Regions from separate parts of the Homo sapiens genome. Here region 2 is linked to region 1. Evidence: chromatin loops called from intact Hi-C (ENCODE). Cell type or tissue: heart left ventricle. All regions are shown on one strand. Links, peaks and the distances in the headings refer to the core of each region. The heading gives the core; the rest is flanking DNA. Region 1 overlaps WASF1 (WASP family member 1). Region 2 has its middle 24 kb from the start of METTL24.

The links. Hi-C counts contacts between places; a loop is a spot of excess contacts. Peaks named below come from ENCODE experiments on the same cell type or tissue, not always from the same donor. Only the 100,000 strongest peaks of a DNase experiment are listed, where the experiment ranks them.
Region 2: it touches region 1 in a loop (5-fold over the local background); 90 of 110 quality-filtered maps call a loop at or near these places.

Annotation. Positions count from the first base shown.
Region 1 is chr6:110,171,420-110,174,335 of GRCh38, forward strand. The region is part of intron 2 of WASF1 (WASP family member 1); the gene reads right to left. Among named protein-coding and RNA genes, the nearest start is that of WASF1, 6.8 kb to the right of the region's middle. In heart left ventricle, for the core only: no CTCF peak of the experiment used is centred there; no DNase peak of the experiment used is centred there.
Region 2 is chr6:110,381,182-110,384,097 of GRCh38, forward strand. No RefSeq gene overlaps it. Among named protein-coding and RNA genes, the nearest start is that of METTL24, 24 kb to the left of the region's middle. In heart left ventricle, for the core only: no CTCF peak of the experiment used is centred there; no DNase peak of the experiment used is centred there.

The DNA.
Region 1 (2,916 bases), core at 111-2,610:
TCAAAAGCAGTGCTTGGAGGGAAATTTATGGCACCAAGTATATATACAGACGGTCCGCAGTTTATAACGGGGTTGTATCCCAATAAACCTATTTTAAGTTGAAAATATCATGAAGTCTGTATTAGAAAAGTAGAAGGATCTATAAAACCATAAAAACCCTAGAAGAAAACCTAGGCAATACCATTCAGGACACGGGCATGGGCAAGGACTTCATGACTAATACACCAAAAGCAATGGCAACAAAAGCCAAAATAAGACAAATGGGATCTAATTAAACTAAAGAGCTTCTGCACTGCAAAAGAAACTACCATCAGAGCGAACAGGCAACCTACAGAATGGGAGAAAATTTTTGCAATCTACCCTTCTGACAAAGGGCTAATATTCAGAATCTACAAAGAACTCAAACAAATTTACAAGAAAAAAACAAACAACTCCATCAAAAAGTGGCCAAAGGATATGAACAGACACTTCTCAAAAGAAGACGTCTATGCAGCCAACAGACACATGAAAAAATGCTCATCACCACTGGTCACTAAAGAAATGCAAATCAAAACCACAATGAGATATCATCTCACGCCAGTTAGAATGACAATCATTAAAAAGTCAGGAAACAACAGATGCTGGAGAGAATGTGGAGAAATAGGAACGCTTTTACACTGTTGGTGGGAGTGTAAATTAGTTCAACCATTGTGGAAGACAGTGTGGCGATTCCTCAAGGATCTAGAACTAGAATTACCATTTGACTCAGCAATCCCATTACTGGGTATATACCCAAAGGATTACAAATCATGCTACTATAAAGACAAATGCACACGTATGTTTATTGCGACACCATTCACAATAGCAAAGACTTGGAACCAACCCAAATGTCCATCAATGACAGACTGGATTAAGCAAATGTGGCACATATACACCATGGAATAATTAAGGCAGAAATCTATGAAATTGAAAACAGGAAATCAAGAGAAAAAAACAATGAAACTAAATGAAGATTCCTTGAAAATAACAAAATTGATAAATTTGTAGTTGTGTATTATGATGTACCACACAGGGCTTTTATTTTGGTTTAAAAAAAAATCAGTGCCACTATTCAAAATAGCAAAGATATGGAATCAACCTAAGTGTCCATCAATGGATAATTAAAGAAAATTTAAATGCAAACAATGAAATACTACTCAGCCATTAAAAAGAATGAAATAATCTCTTTTGCAGCAACATGGATGGAACCAGAGGCCATTATCCTAAGTGAACTAACTCAGAAACAGAAAGTCAAATACCATATTTTCTCATTTATAAGTGGGAGCTAAATAATTTGTATACATGGACATAAAGAGTGGAATAATAGATAATGGAGACTCTGAAGAGTGGAAGGATAGATGGTGGGTGAGGGGTGAGAAATTACTTAATGGGTACAATGTACACTATACTAAAAAGCCAGGCTTTGCCACTATGCAATATATCCATGTAACTAAACTGTACGTGTACCCTCTAAATCTATAAAAATAATTTTAAGAAGTGAGTGCTAGTCTTCATCCTCGACTAAAATATAAAATGCTTCACTGTTCCTCCCTTTTCGTTTAACCCTTTCACAATTCTCTGGCATAACCTGTAGCACATGCATGTTATAAAAATTTAGCAAATTTAACAAATTTAGCAAGATGTCCCTATTAAAACAACTAGAAAACAAACTTACTTTTGTAGCATAAGGTGAAAACATAACACACTTGACTTTTTTGGTAAAGGAATCAAACAAGTTATTCCATGCCCTGACACATAAGCTTTTCTTCTTTTCAAATAAGTTAGTCAATGTAACTTTATTGGAGTAGACCTGGCTAGGTTAGGAATAAAGAATGGCTACATGCTGGACTAACTACTATCAAGCACACCAAATTAAAAAAACAAAAAAACAAAAAAACTTTGCTGTCATCATCATCCAACAGATGTCATCACACCCAAAACCCACCTACTTAGAATTTCTTTAGGACCTTTAGTTTAAGAAATGGTACCTTTGCAGCATAAGGGAGTAGGAAAAAAATGGGACTTTGAAATCACACATATCTGTGCTCAAATTCCACCTCCATTTCTATTAGCCATGTGACCTTGAGCAAATTACTTGATCTATGAGAGGACTCAGTTTGCTGGTTGACAAGTACCACAAATACAATTCTAACAGTTTACGCAAAAAGGAGGACTTATGACAAAGGTAACTAGGATGTCTCTGGAACCCAATCTCAGGACCATGGACAAAGGAACTCAAATACAGTCAGGACTCTGTGCATCTGCTTCTTTGCACTCTTTGTTCTAGAAGCCCTGGCTTATCTAGCCCACAGGGCAAGAAACAAGGCCATTAACAGTTCCAGAGTTTTGTATCTCACAGCTTCAGCAACTGAAGAGAAAACAAATTATTCAACCTCTGGGCATGGAGGACCCAGGAAAAGTTCTGAGTGACTTGGCTTAGTAAAAAAGTGTCTAAAACCAGGCCAATAAACCACAGAAATGAACAGAATTGTGATTGGTATCTCTGGCCCCTTCCAAGCCAAAGTGATCTTTACAAAAGACAGATCTGATCCAGTAATTAACCCGATTAAAACTCTTCATGGCCTTCCCCAATAGACTTAAAATCCTTAACCTCGTTAAACCAAACCTCACGTAGGCCCTCTGCATAGTCTGGCTTCTGTTTACCTCTGCAACCTCATATCAAGTCACAATCCCTCTTACACTAAGCTTTAACTGTTTCACCTGTTCTTTGAATTCTCTTCCTTTTCCACCTAGCTAACTTCCACTAATCTTGCCTCTAAGAAGCCTCCCCTGACTCCCAGTGTAAATCCAGTTCCCTCTTCTTTTCCTTTACAGCATTCACCAAAATTTCTAAGTACAAATGTATTTGTTCAACACCTGTTTTTTACTATACTGTTA
Region 2 (2,916 bases), core at 204-2,703, 210 kb after region 1:
AGAAAATTAACAAGGATATTTAGGACTTGAACTCAGCTCTGGGTCAAGTGGACCTAGTAGACGTCTACAGAACTCTCTACCACAAATCAACAGAATATACATTCTTCTCAGTGCCACATGGCACTTATTCTAAAATTGACCACATAATTGGAAGTAAAACACTCCTCAGCAAATGCAAAAGAACAGAAATAATAACAAACAGTCTCTCAGACCATGGTGCAATCAAATTAGAACTCAGGATTCAGAAACTCACTCAAAACCACACAATTTCATGGAAATTGAACAACCTGCTCCTGAATGACTCCTGGGTGAATAATGAAATTAAGGAAAAAATCAAGAAGTTCTCTGAAACCAATCAGAACAAAGAGACAACGTACCAGAATCTCTGGGACACAGCTAAAGCAGTGTTAAGAGGGAAATTTATAGCACTAAATGCCCACATCAGAAAGCTAGAAAGGTCTGAAATCAATACACTAACATCACAATTAAGAGAGCTAGAGAGGCAAGAGCAAACTAAATGAAAACCTAGCAGAAGGCAAGAAATAACTAAGATCAGAGATTAACTGAAGGAGATAGCGACATGAAAAAACCCTAAAAAAAAAAGTCAACAAATCCAGGAGCTGGTTTTTTGAAAAAACTCCGGGGACTGTTGTGGGGTGGGGGGAGGGGGGAGGGATAGCATTAGGAGATATACCTAATGCTAAATAACGAGTTAATGGGTGCAGCACACCAACATGGCACATGTATACATATGTAACAAACCTGCACATTGTGCACACGTACCCTAAAACTTAAAGTATAATAATAAATAAATAAATAAAAGAAATTCACAACCAAAAAAAAAAATTAACAAAATAGGCCACTAGCTAGACTAATAAAGAAGAGAGAGAGAAGAATCAAATAGACACAATAAAAAATGATAAAGGGGATATCACCACTAACCCCACAGAAATACAATCAGAGAATACTATAAACACCTCTATGCAAATGAACTAGAAAATCTAGACGAAATAGATAAATTTCTGCACGCATACACCCTACCAAGACTAAACCAGGAAGAAGTCAAATCCCTGAATAGACCAATAACAAGCTCTGAAATTGAGGCAGTAATTAATAGCCTACCAACCCAAAAAAGCCCAGGATCAGATGGATTCACAGCTGAATTTTACTAGAAATACAAAGAGGAGCTGATACCATTCATCCTGAAACTATTCCAAACAACTGAAAGGGAAGGACTCCTCCCTAACTCATTTTATGAAGCAAGCATCATCCTGATACCAAACCAGGAAAAGACACAATAAAAAAAGAAAACTTCAGGCCAATATCCCTGATGAACATCAATGCGAAAATCCTCAATAAGATATTGGCAAACCAAATCCAGTAGCACATCAAAAAACTTATCCACCCCAGTCAAGTTGGCTTCATCCCTGGGACGCAAGGCTGGTTCAACATGTGCAAATCAATAAATGTAATCCATCACATAAACAGAACTAAAGACAAAACCCCTGCATCAATAGATGCAGAAAAGACCTTTGATAAGATTCAACATCGCTTCATGTTAAAAACTCTCAATAAACTAGGTATTGATGGAACATATCTCAAAATAATAAGGGCTATTTATGACAAACCCACAGCCAATATCATATTGACTGGGCAAAAGCTAGAAGCATTCCCTTTGAAAACTGGTACAAGATAAGAATGTCCTCTCTCACCACTCCTATTCAATATAGTATTGGAAGTTCTGGCCAGTAAAATCAGGCAAGAGAGAGAAATAAAGGGTATTCAAATAGGAAGAGAGGAAGTCAAGTTGTCTCTGTTTGCAGATGGCATGATTTTATATATTAGAAAACCCCATCATCTCAGCCCAAAAGCTTCTTGAACTGATAAGCCACTTCAGCAAAGTTGCAGGATACAAAACCAATGCGCAAAAGTCACAAGCATTCCTTTACACCAACAACAGGCAAGCAAAGAGCCAAATCATGAAGGAACTCTCATTCACAATCACTACAAAGATAATAAAATATCTAGGAATACAGCTAACAAGGGATGTGAGGACCTCTTCAAGGAGAACTACAAACCTCTGCTCAAGGAAATAAGAGAGGACACAAACGAATGGAAAAACATTCCATGCTCACGGATAGGAAGAATCAATATCGTGAAAATGGCCATAGATCCCAAAGTAATTTATAGATTCAATGCTATTCCCACAAAACTACTATTGACATTCTTCACAGAATTTGAAAAAACTACTTTAAATTTTATATGGAATCAAAGAAGACCCCGTATAGCCAAGACAATCCTAAACAGAAAGAACAAAGCTGGAGGCATCATGCTACCTGACTTCAAACTATGCTACAAGGCTACAGTAACCAAAACAGCATGGTACTGGTACCAAAACAGACATATAGACCAAGGGAGCAGAACAGAGACCTCAGAAATAACACCACACATCACCATCTGATCTTTGACAAACCTGACAAAAACAAGCAATGGGAAAGGATCTCCTATTCAGTAAATGGTGCTGGGAAAACTGGCTAGCCATATGGAGAAAACTGAAACTGGACCCCTTCCTTACACCCTATACAAACATTAACTCAAGATGGATTAAAGACTTAAATATGAAACCCAAAACCATAAAAACCCTAGAAGAAAACCTAGCCAATATCATTCAGGACATAGGCATGGGCAAAGACTTCATGACTAAAACTCCAAAAGCAATTGCAACGAAAGCCATAACTGACAAATGGGATCCAATTAAACTAAAGCGCTTCTGCACAGCAAAAGAAACTATCATCAGAGTGAACAGGCAACCTACAGAATGGGAGAATATTTTTGCAATCTACCCATCTGACAAAGGTCTAATATCCAGAATTTATGAGGAACTTAAACATATTTACAAGAAAAAGCCAAACAACC